2 separate regions of the Mus musculus genome follow, and region 2 is linked to region 1. The links are chromatin loops, found by intact Hi-C in ENCODE. Cell type or tissue: left cerebral cortex. All regions are shown on one strand.

Region 1 (8,000 bases):
AGCTTTATAAAATCACAACTCTTCAAACAATCAGTATGCTTATTTGATCTATCTAATATACAAGACCTGCAGAAAGGCAAAGAAAACCACATATGGCTATAACAGGCTTTCCTTGTTGTGATTGATCTCCTGCTACTGAAAGAAAACCCCCCAGAGAGAAGGGATCCCATAACTTGCTTCTTCCATTTCCTTCAGTTAGGCCAGGTCATTGTCACTAGGCACAAGCTGGAGAATCAGTCACTCACAATAAAGCATTTCCTCAAGTATGCGGATTGTAATAAATTACTTTCATCAGTGGTCCATACTGCAGACAACTACAGTCTCGGGGGGGGGGGGGGGTCTGTTTAGATTTCTGCTTCTGAGAGGTTCTCAGGTCCGCCACAGTTTCATAGCTTTTCATATTAGAAACTAGTTTGAAAATTCCTATTTCTATGGCAGAAAAGCTCATCCTACAAGCCACATTTCCTTCATGGCTAGCAAATGGTTCTTTTTGGTTGCCTGTTCCTCTCTATTGTCTGCTATCTGCAACAGGAATGAGGCACACTGCACTCTGTATTGCTGAATGAGAGAAATACTAACGTGTCAGAGGCCCAAACAGAACCACATCCAGGGCTTTGAGTTGGAGTTTCTGTCTGTGACTTCGGTCGCTGATTTTCAACTGGGAAATCATAAATGAAGTTTCATGAACTGCTATCCTGTATATAGAAAAAATAATATGCAGTAAACAAGGTATTTCCAGTATATAAATTTCAATACACAAGCAACATATTTACCAGTTCACATACTGATTATCATTGTTGAAAGCTCATCTGTGATACTGAAAGCCTTCTGCAGGGTAATAATTGTACTGCTATATTGATGAGCTACTGTCTTCTGAAGTTATTTTCTATTATAACTTACTAAAATTGCAAAGTTTATGAAACTGAAAGTATTTTATAATAATTAACTAATAACTAATGTCAGCATTTCACTATCATTTCACACACACACACACACACACACATAAAAGTAAAATTACTAAGAGACTTACTAAATATTTTTAATAGATGTTAAAAACAGTTCTTACTTGAGGAGCTTTTACCTAGCAGCAGCTGAAAGGCTCTCACCACACTCAGTGTTCAACTGTTTCAGATGAACAATGTACACTGAAAACCACATTGAAGGTAAGAAGCCTTTTTGGGTAGGTTGAGGGGAGAGGGATTCACTCAATGCGCACTGCCTGGGCAGGTTAGAAGGAGGAGGTGAGAGAATACTCGGTAACTTGGGGGCCTGCTAAGTTGCTGCGTGCACACACTGATAACAAAGCAAGGTAAAAGGTTCAGGAAAGATGGTTCTCTGACCTCTACACACATGCACTGTCATCTGCACTCTAACGCCACAAACACGCACGCACACATACATACAATACGTGTATACACAAAGAATACATACACAATAAAATAAGAAAAAGATAAAGTGCTTCAAACAGATATATTTATAGTATTTGGTTTCTCCCATCAGCCCCAGCAGTATCTTTCAGATTTAGAATTGAAAGGTTGCATCTACATCTCATTTCTCAACGCCCTCTGGGTGACCACTGACCTGGGGAGTGTTGTTCCCTTCACATTATTATCCCTAAAATTCTTCTCATATTGTGGCAGTTCAACAAATTCTATTAACCACTGCAGGGTATCCTCAAGTGTCCAATTGTGAACTGTAACACAGAAAAGAAGGTATAGTTTAAAGCACACTGCTTTCAAAACTAAGATCTGAACACATCTACATATGGGAGATTAAGTTTTCAATTAGATGTAATAAGTGGTAGTAAAATAGCATCTAGCATCCTATGGTAAGCTGAAAATAGTGAGGCCCACCCCTGTTTTCCCAAATGTGTACAATCTAAAACAGAAAAAAAGACATAAAACAATTAGACAGACTGCAGTAAAACTAATTCTAAAATAAGCATTAATACAGAGTTTTTAAAGGATGAAACAACCCATTTCCATGGGTGTAACACCTTACTAGATATAGACTTGATTGGCACTTTACCTAGCCCATTAATGCATCTAATCAGAGAACCACCCCGTGAGAGTCAGGCCACTGTAAGCACTACAGCATACAGCAGAGAACAGATGGGGAACTTGTTTACCCCTGTGAAACCTAGGTGCCCTGGGCAAAGATTCAGGGGGGGGGGCAACTTAGAAATGAAGAAAGATGGGGGAAGGAAACATTTAAATCATGCTAGTCATTAAAAAATGGGAGGGGGTAAATGAGTGTGTGTGTGTGTGTGTGTGTGTGTGTGTGTGTGTGTATGTGTGTGTGTGTGAGAGAGAGAGAGAGAGAGAGAGAGAGAGAGAGAGAGAGAGAGAGAGGATGTGAATGAGAATGAATTAGGTAAGTCCTCTGGCTTGACTACATCAACTAAAGCCTACAATAAAAGCCATAGAATTCTGAAGATCTGATGTAATCTTGCTGAGCTGTGTTTGGTCTGTATTGTATTGTATTTTAGGAAGAGGCAGAAAGTCAGAGAGGGACCACATTAGGAAAGACTGGATCTGAACACAGGCACACAAAGATAGAAGCTTACTCTATAGCACTTTGAGAGCAACAACCACGAGCAAAAGGATAAACAAGAAGAGACCATAAGAATTAAGTTGGAGGCTTTTCTCGGCTTGCTTGTGTAAAGGGTAAGCTGTTCCAACGGAAGGCTTGAGAAATGGAGAGCTGCATGCTGTCTACACTTAATGTGACGACTGGGGAAAACCACAGCAGAGGGCAAACGGGGCTGAAGACAAGGAGGAAGTGGTAGGTGCAGTGCTGCAGATCCATCTGTGCACAAAGGCTCTAGGAAAAGAGCATTCTCATAAATTATAGAAAATGCTAAATGCACATTTGCATGCAATGTTTTCACACTGCCCTTTTCAATGATCTTTAAAGAAAAAACAAGCAAAGTATAATTAACTAATAAAAACCTTTAAAAACTGTATTGCTAAGTGGCAATTTTATACTGAGACAAAGCTCTTATGTTCTCTTTCTGACACATCTCTACCCTCACACCTGTATATGGGCTGAGCCTGCTGGAGCCACAGAGACAAACAAGTGAGGCTACCAGCCAGCAGCCCAGCCCTAGGGGCCTTCCGCTGAACCTAATCCAGTCAAAGTAGCCTTGTTACACGAAGGCTTCTTCCTTCTGCGATGCATTACATGGAGAACTGCCCTGTCTGAATGCCAAGAAACCCACAGCACAGCTGCAGTGCACACACCCACACAAAACTCTCAGCCAGGAAAACAGGATAAGATTCTCTCTGCCTTTGGATTTTTCAATAGCAAAAAAACCAGTCTAAGCAACCCAACACATCAAGTTTCCAAGGAGACCAGATTCAAAGGAAGAAATGCAAAAAAGCGCACGAAACTGTCCAGTCCTAATACTACTCGACCTGAGTGGACAGCTGTGCTGGTCTAAAATAGCTTTGTTTGTAAAACCAATTCTCTTTTGAATGCATCTTTAAAACAATACCATCCTATCATAAGACAGAGTTACTTGAGGGAAAGAATTGGCTTTCCACTTGATGTCTGGGTTCCTTGCAAACAGCTTTTCTTCTCATTACCAGGACATGAGAAGTTTTGTATTAGCTCCCTCTGCTCCAAATACTCTGCTGGTCTTTCAACCCCTACGGTGGCTCCTTTTTATCCGTCCTCAAAGACCTGATATGAAACCGGTTTGAATCCTATCATCTTCTGTATTTTTGTTGAATCTTCCTTTCTTAGCTAAATTCAGTTCTTCATAAGAACTTTTTTCCCCACAGAATTTAATTAATTTCAATCATCTAGAAGAGAAGGAATTCTTTTAACATCTGCTTTTCCACTAAAGGATGTATAAGTTCCTTACTGAGCACTCATGCACAGTTTGCTGGGTGCCACTTAACTACTGAAGTAGATGAGACTTAAAGAGTGAGTACTGTTCAACCTAGGCTTGTTTGCATAGGAGATCCCCAGTGACAAAGAGCGACCTGAAGCCGCCCCATCCCTCTGCCTACCTGTCACTGACTTTGGAATTGCTTACCAAGTATTTTTGCTCAAAACTGTGCCAATTGCTATAGGCTGACATTTCGGTGATTTTCAGCACACTTGGGAATGGAAAGAGACCGTTGCCAAGAGGTGTACCTGAGTCACAGAGCCACCGTAGCTCTTTAACTCAGGCTAAGTTTTTGAATAAACAGAGTAATAAACTGAGCTACTTTAAAATTCTGTCTTTCTGATTCCGTTATAACAAAAAAGGGCTGTTGTCTAAAGCACTGTAAACTGAACAACCAGCCCGGAACATTTCATTACAGAATGCTGACAGGGAAGATCGAATTCTAAAAATGGCTAGGACACCAATAAAAACTGTTGCTAACATTAACTATGTACTACATACCAGATTTATGAATGTTATTTCATGTGGACACTGTAGCAGCTCTGAAAGCAGTACATTTATTCCCATGCTGAGCCTACAATTTTCTCAAGGTAGAACTCTTAATTAGGTATAAACAAATTAGTAAATGGCCACAGTAGGTTTCAGAGCAAGCTGTTTTTAGAATGGCAGACACTGCACGATCTGCAGCTTCTTAAAGATGCCCTGTGTCCTTGTGGACCCTAACACTCTTCAGCTGAGACTGGCTTTCCCTCTCTTTTCCATTTGCCTGCCTTGTCCTTACTCTCTCTGACTCAAACTAAGAACTCCTTCCTCTAAACATTCTCCCAATGCCCAGTTCAATATTGCATTGGTCTCCTTTGTATTCGTCATCATCTATACATGGATCAACCGTGAGACAAACCAATATACATGTGATGTGACTGTCCTCACAACCTGCCCTCTGATGATGAACACTAAGAGAAGAGGAACTTAATTTTTATTAAAGTGGTTTGCATTTATTTTGTGTGTGTGTACGTATTTATGTGTATAGATATGTGCAAATAAATGTGCACATGTATGTTGTAAGTGTGGAGGTAAAAGGACAATTTTCAAGAGTCAGTTATCTCCTTCTACCTGCAGGTTTCAAAAGTCAAACTCAGAGTTGGCAGCAATCCCCTTCCCCTGTTGAGGCATCTCATCTGCCCAGGACTTATTATTGTCATCCAGCTAATTAAGGAGGTTTTTTTTTCTAAATACACACTTACACATCCATTTCGACATGTACCCTTTAGCTACTGAGAAATGTAGCTGCTATCTCTAGATTCTATAAAGAGACACCTGGCCAAGAGATCATACATTTGATTACACATGTCTATCAACTGATAACTAGAATATGAACTCTGGTCCAAACCCATTGTACTATAGGTAGCTTTTGATTCAAAACACCACACTAACACTTGAGATATTTTCTCTTAGAAATTTAGTGCTAATAGCATACAAGTATAAAATGTTACCAACAAGTAGTCTACTGTAAGCAGCTGCCTAAGTGGACTTGCAGTTCTAGAGATGTCCGGGATACACAGGGGCTACACTAACGTTGGAAGTAGTAACATAAAAGCGCAGGAGAGTTATGCTAACTTTTCGTGATAGAAGATATGCCTGTAAGTTGGGAGAGGCCCTCTAACAACCTGAGGATAATATTTCAAAGAGCGAATAGTTCAGGGCTTCCGTGCTTCGTTTTGTTGAAGCAGTGTCTCTGTCCTGGAGCTTGCTATGAAGCTCAGGCTTGGCCTCATACTGCAGAAATGCACCTACCTCTGCCTCTGCAGTACTGGGTGGTAGGAAAGGGATGGTGAACAGAACCAGAGCTCCAGGAGAGGTAGCGGAGGGTACAGGATACAGTAGAAAGACAGCAGCTGGAGATTCAAAGCTTTTGGGGTTTTTTGCTAACAAGGCAATTTCTGCAACAGTAAATGTAGTTCCTCGGTTGAACAAAGAAAGACGCTGTGTTGCATCAGCCCCGCCTACACTCTACTCGCCAGCCCTACCACAATGTAACTATTTTGGAACAGAACTTGAAAAAGAGGAAAACTAGGTCTAAGAAGTGAAAGCTTTTGGAAAGCATGGGGTGCGAGAATGAGAGTTAAGAGATAGGAAGGGGTGGACACAGCCTTCAACAGAGAGGCCACCTCAGCCCCGAGAAACAGCCTTCTAAGAATGCCATGGGCCACGCTCAGGACACAGCAGCACACAGCTGGGCTACAGCTGGATCAAACGCCCTAGCTGGCAGGGATCTCTGCCCCTGAATTCTTACCTACCTACTGGTTCGACAAAATAGCACGACATCTAAGCTGTCTTATTTTGCTAACTACCTGCTAGAATGTCGTGCCTTACTATATCGTGGGCGTCCATACTACACGAGATACTATTATATTCCACTGTAAAATTATCATTTTAAGTATTCGATGAAGATGTAACAATTCTTCCTTTGAAAAGAATCAGTTCTGTTCTGAATTGTCTACTTGTGGTCCTGGAGTTGTAATAAAAAATAAGCAATACTACTCTCAGGGTATCTCATTTCAAAGGCGCACTGGAGAATCCTTGGTTGTAGAAAAGATCCCAGAGGCCTAGAACATAATGAAAGCACTAATTTACACATGTCAGCTGTCAGGAGTGAAGAGCATATTGTGCTTTTGTTCCATTCCCCGACTTAAGTATACCTGATACTTACAAATCAGTGTGAAATTCAAACTGTAAGAGAATATACTATACAAATCACTTGTTCCTGGCATCCATAAAAATCAATCTTATAAATCCTATAAATTTTACAAAGCCAATGCAGTCACTAGCCTTAGAACTTACATTAAATTACAGGCCTGAAAATAAAAAAGTTTCTAAAGTCTCATTTAAAATTTAAGATAAAATTTTAGTTAATATTAGCCCTCCAAATCTTAAAGATGTTCATAAATTCATCCAAACAGTAATAGAAAAATAACTTCTAATCATAAAGCATTTGTGTATGTAAAGATACAGTGACAATTTCCAATTAACTATGCTAAAAGATTTCTATGGTAACATACTTCCCATGTTGAATTCTCATGAAATTCATCAATACTATGGATATTAGTATGATATATTAAAACTATATACATATATATTATATCAAAAATGATATTATTGTGACTTTTGCCTTATACATCAGGAAGCTATGGATCAGACAGTTTAGTAATTCCCCAATTCATACTCCAAGTAGGTAGTGCATATGGAACCAAAATTGCTGTGGGTGTCAAAGCTCAAACTATTGACTGTCGTGATCTTCCTCCTTCCCGTACCTTTTTTCATTCTGAGAAAATCTCAAACTACAGCCAAGTTCACTGTTGGCTGCAGCAGAGCTTGACCAGAGTGGATATATAACTCTGCCTAGCTATTAGCTGTTGTTGCATAAACAGTTACAGGCTTATGTTCTCAGTGTCAAGAAACAACTGGCAGAAGAGTTACTGTAGACAAGTGCACTTCTGCCGTGATTAGCTAGGACAGTGGGTCAGTTCTGTAAAACTAACTACACTATCTTCAATTATAGCATGAAAACAACCCTATAAAATACCAACAGGTTGGTATAGACACAAGGGAGGAAAAATCACAATGTTATTTAACATTGTCCATTATAAAATGTTCAGTGCTCGCTGTTCTGACATTTTTATAAAAGTCTAAAGACATGATGGCCAATGTTTGAAACAGTAGCATGTTTACAAATATATTCTAAAACAATGTACCAATACAGAATTTATTAGAATTAAATTCAATTTCAAATGAAAGACTTTCAAGTTACAAAGCCTCAGGAGTTCTCATTACACTGGCAGATGTAACTTCTCACAGGAAACTTCAAATAACCTAAGCTGTAAAAAGGCAGGGCTCTGCTAATGAATCTTTAACCATTTTTTAAACTTTACTAAACATGAGAGAAAGCAACTCCTTGTATAGAGGTGAAGAAGCTGCAGGCCTGCTCATCTCTTCTCAGTTGGTTCCATGGACTATGTACACTCGTCACTTGTGACTGACACCATGACAACCAGCTGCCAGAGAAAGGTTTATCTTTAGAACAGGGCCAGAATGTGAGTTCATAGTT
Region 2 (8,000 bases), 45 kb after region 1:
CATGCAGGCAAAGCTACTGTCCGCTTCCCACAGCTCCTTATTTTCCCAGCTATCAGGAACACTGAGTGATTTACAATTTTAGTCCTAAGCTCTCTTAACATTTGCCATCAGTAAGACTTCTGTTTTAAAGAACAGATGTGAACAAAACTAAAGAACTCTAGAGGCTAGGAACTCTTGCGTGTTCTTCCCATCCACCTGAGGTACAGCATCTACTGGCCTACCAGCGTTTTTCCTATTTCCATTGGCATCTCACCTTCTCAGTACTCATGGACCATCAGGCTTAACTGATGCTTTTGTGGGTCATTCCTTACGTCTAAGGTCTTTGAGGACATGGTAACATTAACACACACACCATTAAATCAGACCCACCAGAAGAGGGCATCAGATCCCATTACAGATGGTTGTGAGCCACCATGTGGTTGCTGGGAATTGAACTCAGGACCTCTGGAAAATCAGTCAGAGCTCTTAACTGCTGAGCCATCTCTACAGCCCCACTACTTCTCAGATAACTTTTAGTCACACACATCATTCCTTAAAAATCTAAATATATCCTATGAAAGAGCTGGCTTTGAAAAGTTTGATTATGTATCATTTTTAAAATGAGGCCTTTTGAAGGAACTGATATAATTGTACTACTTCAATGCTTTATAATCATGTGGGGAAGCTTCCTACTGAACATTTGCAGTTGGCAGGAAAGAGACAAGCTGTGTTAAGCAGCACCCACGGTGGCCCCAATAGGATAGGAATCTTCCAATCTATTTTCCTAACCTCCTTTCTTGAGTGTCAGCCTGGACAGTATCTAAGTTCCAGCAAGCAGGCTAAAAGAAAGACAATGGACCATCATTCCAAGATGAAATACAAATGGGCTAGAGAGAAGGCTCAGCAGTTAAGAGCACTTGATGCTCTTGAAGAGAAACCTAAGTTCAGTCCACAGCACCCACATGGCAGCTTACTGCCAACCTTGATGCTAATACTAGTACCCTGTTCTTGCCTCCATGGGAACCAGGCACTCATACTTTCAGAAAAAAAGACTCCTTAAAAAGATAAAAGTCTGTGACTACTTCTATGTTACTGGTCCTTCTCATAGGGACCCAACTCTTCTGCTTAGAGCTCTTTCTACTTGCTCTGGGGGAAGCCAGTGATATTTTACAAGGCCCTATGGAGAGAGCCAAATGGCCTAACACCAAGTAAACAAGAACACATGAGAACAATGTGAGAACACATGAGGAGGATCTTAGTGGATCTATCCCTCACATACCGTTTCCCCTCAAGCCCTGCAGCAGACTTTTGGATTGTGTAACACTAGCAGGTACATCACCAGCAGAGTAAAAGAGAACTAGAGTCAGATAACACACTACTAGGGCTTGAATCTAAAATGTCTTGCCCAGGTTCATGTTCTGAGCACTTGCTCATGGGCTGGTGGACTGTTCTGGGAAATTGTGTAAGCATTAGGAGGTGGGAGAGCCATCTATTGAGTTATGTCTGTTGAAGGTTATACCCACGGCCTGATTCCAGTCCCATTCTCTGCTTTGTTATCTCCCATGATATAAAGAGTCTCCACCACACAATGGCCAGCACTATACACTCCATCATGATTTCCCTACTCCAACAGGATGAAACTTTTGAAATCATGAGCCAAGAGAAGCCTTGTTTCTCTTCACTGGATTCTGCCAGTTTGGTGGCAGCAATGTAAGAATTAATTATACACCTTCCTCTCCAGCACTACGGTTTCTGACCCATAGACACCAAAAGATGATAAACTGCATACATATAGCCTCCCCACAATCTTCCTGTCCGGATCCCCTTTTCCACTTAAGCACTGAGTTTCTTAAATGAGCCTCTCGCAAGCCTTGTCAGAACGTTAGCTCAAAGGCACACATTTCATCTGGTTTGTTCCCAATCGATTATTCCAAGCATCTATTTGGACATCTGGCATGCAGAAGGCCCAAAAGTATTAGCTCAAAATCATATGAATGAATACAAACTATACTGATCAATGTTTTCTGATATGACCAAAATACAAAATAAGAAAGCAGTGAAGCATTATAAAATGCTAAATACTTCTGAATTTTTTTAAAAAGTGCCACTAAATCCCCCAAATACAAGAAACTTTATTTTTGTTTTACTATGGCTTCTTATTAAACTCACAAAATTTCCTAATTATAGCTAATTGAGGCCTATTACAAAACTATTTACTTTTTTAATGAGATACTTTATTTTAAAGAACAATTATAAAACTGGAGACACCAAACTAGCCCAAAAACTGCAGAATTAACAACTCATTCATTTAAGCCCTATACTAGTACTGTCAAAACAAAATGGATATAAATGTTTAATTTTAAATTTTCTAAAAGTCACATTAAACAAAAAGAAGTTAATTTCAGCACCACAGTTAATGTTATTAATATGTCCAAGACATTATCATCTTACATACGTAACCAGTATTTTGTGTATACATGCACAGTTACTGTACAATGTGTACATGAAGGCCAAAGGCCAGTGTCAGGTACCATGCTCAGGGAGTCTCCATCTATTTTTTTGAGACAGGATATCTACTCAATCTGGAATTCAACAATTCAGCTACACACGCTGGACAGGAAGAGCCCAAATCATTCTGTTTCCGCAGCAGCACTGAGATCGCAGGCGTGCCCGTCCTGCTCAGCTTATCTCTGTGCTGGGCATCTGGACGCATGTCTTCATGTCTGCACAGCAAGCATTCTGCAGACTGAGCATTCTCCCAAGCCTCCACTTTTCAAATGTACATACTTTATTTTTCTCAAATATTCACACTTAAACAAATTATTACAGTTAATAGCATGCCTCATTTTCAAATTTCAACTACTATATGTAGCTAGCGGCTACTGTACTGAACGGTGGACTTCGACATGGTTTTAGGTACCAGTGAAGTATAAATGCCCACTGCATTTATATTTAAATATCATTATCAAAAAGGGAAAACAATATTTCCTATAAATTTCATATTAATAAAATCCTAAGCTCTACTTTTTAAACATAGGACTTTATGAACTGGGGTACCCTGAATGAGCTAACAATGATCCTCCCAGAAGGTATCAGTTATTAAAACTCTCAGCGCTAGGGATGAGATTACAAGTAATTTGTAATTCCTCATAGTAATCTGTCAGGTGGTCATATGGGGGAACCAACACAGGACTGACTTGACTCTTGGTTGCCCACCATCTCTGGACTCTATTACTGAAGAGTTCACAATGTAGGACATAGAAAAATCATGCTGGAACTGGCCCGCAAACTTCCTCTTTGCTACTTAGTTTTCATGGTCTAATATTCAGGCCTCTGGGAGAGAAATGTCTTACCCAGTGGTAACTTTGCCCAACTGTGCTAGACCCAAAATGCTACAATATTGATCTGCCAGGCAAGATGTGCCCACTGGTGTATAATGTCATCAGCATTGTGGATGTAACCAAGTGTTTTCTTATTAGATTTGAGGCCTGCACCACAAGTGAATTCTTGCCTGGTGCTATAAACCTGAGTATACATTAGGAAGGACACAGTCTCTAAGGGGGAACCTACTACTCTTGTTTTGCTAAATGGATATATTGTCAAACTGTCTTCTAAGTATTTATGCTTTTAAAGATAGATTAGTGCTAATCTCAACTCTGGGAAAAGAAACATCTCTCTTTAGTGGGCAGCAATTAATGCAGACTCCCCTAAATAGGACACTGTTATCAGCCCCTCTCCTGAAGGCTCAAAAACCATCATAGAAAGTTAGAAAGACTGTTAAGAGCCAGAGAACGGGGAGGAGTGATGCAGTAGCCATGGGTGCTTGTACAAGACCCACATAAGATCAAGCAGGTCAACATTACCCACGGATGGGCTGAGACTCACAAAGGCCCACATCTACTTGATGAGTTGCTGGCTGCTAGATGAAGGTGTAGCAGTCTTTTTTGTTTTAATTCTGAGCTCATCTTGTAAATATATCAGTTGGAACTGGACTCCACAATTCTGCATTTTGATCCACTGTTGTTTTCTGTAATGGTTTCTGTCTGCGACAAAGTCTCCTTGATGAGGAGTGAGGACTATACTCATCTGTGAGTAACAAGATAACTCCTGCACCTAAGGCTCAAGAAAGAGCGGATTAAGCCATAGATAAAAACCTTAGAAATGGTCAGTTTGCTGTGAAAATATGTGTCCTAGAAATGTCAGAAGCTACCATCCATGAAGTCTCACCAATATGACTAGCTAAAGATGAGATGAATAGACATGCTAACAAGCCCATGAGCCCTCAATCCTAGACAAAGAACTATAGGAAAGCTAAGTTCGGGATAGTCTTCCCAAGGGAATAGCACACCTATTGATCATCAAAATAGCCCTGAAACATACATACATACATACATACATACATACATATATATACACATATACATACACACACACAAGTAGCATTATACAGACTAACCAAGTTTTATTATGTATTCAGGCATACATGCATAGCACACACATTACACACATACTATGTAACAACAATTAAAGAAAAAGAGGGCATGACTTTGAAAGAGATGGTACATGGGAGAGTTTAGAGGGAGGGGAAAAAGGGGGGTGGGAACTATGTAATTAAATTAAGGTTTCGAAAAATAAATAAAAGCTGGCCATGGTGGCACACACCTTTAATCCCAGAACTTGGGAGGCAGAGGCAAGTAGATGGATCTCTGTGAATTTGAGACCAGTCTGGTCTACAAATTGAGTCCTGGACAGCAGGGGCTATTACACAGAAAAACCCTGTCTCAAAAAAAAAACATAAATAAATAAATAAATAAATAAATAAATAAATCTTTAGAGACTGTCACTGTGAGGTAGCAATACTCTTTTCCCACATAGACTGTGCTAATCCACATGACTTGCCTTTGCCAATCTGATAGTAGCAAGCCCTGGCAACTAGAGGCACGGTAAACACTCCTACACAAGGACTTCCTGGGATGCTACCACTTGGAAGCCAGCTGTCAGGCAGTAATAAACTCCCACCCAGACTCCTGGATGACAGACATACAGAAAGAGAAATCATAAAATATAGGAAAACATCATAGCAATATATGCCAACTGCCACAGACGACCAAAGCCCATCCCTACAGTAACGAAAACATTGCCCAGCTGAGCCCAGGAATCAACTCCTCGTTGTTAACAGGGCTGTTTGCAGTGGTGTCTATAGAAGCGCTGGGAAGTGACACTGAGCAGGGCATGTGCTTGTGAAAGCCATGACTACGAGGAGTTTGTGTAACCAGGAAGCATGGGGACACTGCGCATGTCTGGAGGCTCAGCTATGGTTAAGGATTTAGAACCTGGGAGAATTTAAGGCTAGCCTAAGTTATTATACTTCACACCCTCATCTCAAAAAAAGAAAATTCCACAACTACCAATCTGTGAAGTCACAATTACTATGGAAAGGAAAGGGGAAGGAGGAAGAGGGGTGGTGAGAAAAGCAAGCAGAGGAAGTCAGAAAAGCCATGTAAATACAATAAGCAAAATCACAGCTTAAAAAAGAAAGCTAAAGGCACTGAGAACCAAACTGCATCCGGAAGAATCCGGAAACAGAGACTGAAGGAGAAGGCGGGCAAGAAGAGAGCCCCACCCACCTCATCACTCTCGTCCACTTCGATCCCGCCGTCCTTGTCGTCGTCCATCTGTTTGTGTATTGTCTGAAGTGCTTCCAAGCTAAACCTGTCTTCTTCAGTGAAGCAAGGTGGACTCAGCGACATACAGGGATCTGAAACAAAGCAGAGGACAAGGTTACCTTGTCACACTAGAACACAGATTATAGCTGGACGGAACGAAAAAGAAAAAAGAATCAGACTTCAGAACAAGACCAAGAACTTTTGTCTTACCAGAATACATTTGAACATCAAAGATATAATAAACCTGACTAAAACTAAGTAATGCAATTATCAATAGGCAGAGACACCTCAATTTTTCTAACACTTCCTCATCTTTCAAGATCTCTTTGTATCCAATATTTCTAAAGAAAAAGAGATTTGCTCGTATTAAGAAGAAAAAGTTAACATGGAATGGACAGGGTTCCTTTTGTACAACCCACTTTAGTTCAAATGAAATGCTGTGGAAACATTCAGAACAAGGAAGGAAGGAAAGTGTAAAACGGTTTCCTATTTATCATAATCCAAGCTTCTGTCTATCTGGCTTTTCAAATGTGTCCATTTTTAGATCAACAAGATTTTTTTCAAGAGACTTTTTTCAAATCTTATTTCTCATGTTTTCTTTAATATCTGTTTGTTGGTTAAACCCCTTCCAATACAAGAAAAACAGAAGATTATATTCAAGTTGTTAAAACTAGAGATCTCGGGCTACAGAAAGCCCGGGAAGCACGAGGCCCTGGGTTTCAGCCCCAGGACTATAAAAATAAAGTAAACTAATAAAAATGGAACACTATTTAGAGGGCATAAACCACATGAAGATCTGCAAAGGCTGAAGGTCGGTGGGCAAAAGGGTCTCTTCTGAGGCTGTGACTAGTAAAAGCCTATCTGCCAAGCAGGACAGTCCTGCACTCCTCCTCCGCACAGCCTACGTGCTGGCTGATACACTGAAAGATTGGTAGACATACTGCTATGATTTTACTAAGCCATTAAAACAGGGTTTAACTATAATATCAGTAGAAGCAGAGGTCTTCCTAGATGCAGTGACTTTAAGGTTTAACATAATCTGTGGCATTGCCACAGTGTGGTTATCGCATCAATAGTAAAATCTGGCCCTGTTGTAAACCGTCCACAGTTAACTGTGAACAAACCACATGTCAGTGGTCTTAGTTATCTCACTCATCTCTAAACGGAATCGAACAGGCCAGGTACTTACTCAGACTATAAAGTCTGAAGATAAAATTAAGAGTAACATATAACCTGGAAAATGCAAATACAGATAAAATTGGACCAGGCATGTTCATACATGTCTATAATCTCAGTACTCAGGCACAGGCAGGATTGTCACACATCTAGGTGACATTGCTAATGCTAGGACAACCAGTGCTATAGAGCAAGATCCAATCTCAAAATCAATTCCTGGACTGATTGAAATTAACTAGTTACTGATGGGTAACTATTTACTTGAATGTACTGCATTTTAAAAACTTAACTCATTTAAAAGAAACACATCAAAGTCTACTTCAAGGTCTAACTTGCTCATAAAAATCTTTCACAAGTACTACATAGTACATACTTCCTTCTCCAAAGTCCAGTCCATCAATTAAATAAATGTCATCTATTGTGTAACCTGCCATATTAGGCACTGGAAAAGTAACAGTGAACAAGAGAAAAACATTTAAACATATCCTAGAGAGATTATAAGATGAGTTAGTGACGGCCACAGACATTGTAGCAAGGGCAAGCAGTTGGGGAAAGGAAAGCAAAAAGTGGCTATGAAACGTTAATGTATCTGAACTTTTCCCATTCATATTCTCAGATCATTCTACCTAAAAACATCACTTTATACTGTACTCTACTAATCTGTGGTAGCTCTGTATATTATTATCTGTCTGCTCAGCTAAGCACAAAAACAGGGCAGGGACTACATTCCTCCATTTATCACAAGTTTATAACAACTAGAATTTTGCTGAGTAATATTTTAGGACTGGTTAATTCTGATGCTTCTATGCCCGTGAAAGGCAACGATTGACATTAGAAGTTAAAAAGACAATGCAGTCATTCGAAAGCTAAAAAGTATGATGTACTTTTTAAAGTTCACAATCTAGAGAGAAAGAAGACAGGCAGGTTCTGATATTATATTAGAACTATTAAGAACACTAGCTAGCTACATGATGTCATGATTTCAATATGCGCCCCACCCCCAAAGGAGCCTTGCACTGGAAACATAATCCCCAGAGAACAGTACTGGGGAAGGATCCTAACAGGGTGCTGGGTCATAAGAGCCCGCCCTCAGGAGCAGGTTCCTGCTAAGAGGAGCTCCAGGCTAACTTTGATCTTCTGCCCTCACTTGCCCTTCTTGCATTCCTCCCTCCTCATGCT

Evidence for each region. Peaks named below come from ENCODE experiments on the same cell type or tissue, not always from the same donor. Only the 100,000 strongest peaks of a DNase experiment are listed, where the experiment ranks them.
Region 2: a loop joins it to region 1, with 2.3 times the contacts of the local background. A loop is called at or near these places in 5 of 42 quality-filtered maps.

Annotation. Positions count from the first base shown.
Region 1 is chr5:54,096,268-54,104,267 of GRCm38, reverse strand. It overlaps Stim2 (stromal interaction molecule 2), which reads right to left. Exons shown (of 12, transcript NM_001081103.2): 4 at 1,582-1,693; 5 at 580-695. Among named protein-coding and RNA genes, the nearest start is that of Stim2, 100 kb to the right of the region's middle. In left cerebral cortex, no CTCF peak of the experiment used is centred here; DNase peaks (open chromatin) are centred at 2,715, 3,218 and 5,897; H3K4me3 peaks cover 590 bases; H3K27ac peaks cover 1,566 bases.
Region 2 is chr5:54,051,113-54,059,112 of GRCm38, reverse strand. It overlaps Stim2 (stromal interaction molecule 2), which reads right to left. Exons shown (of 12, transcript NM_001081103.2): 2 at 5,607-5,737. Among named protein-coding and RNA genes, the nearest start is that of Stim2, 57 kb to the right of the region's middle. In left cerebral cortex, no CTCF peak of the experiment used is centred here; a DNase peak (open chromatin) is centred at 4,978.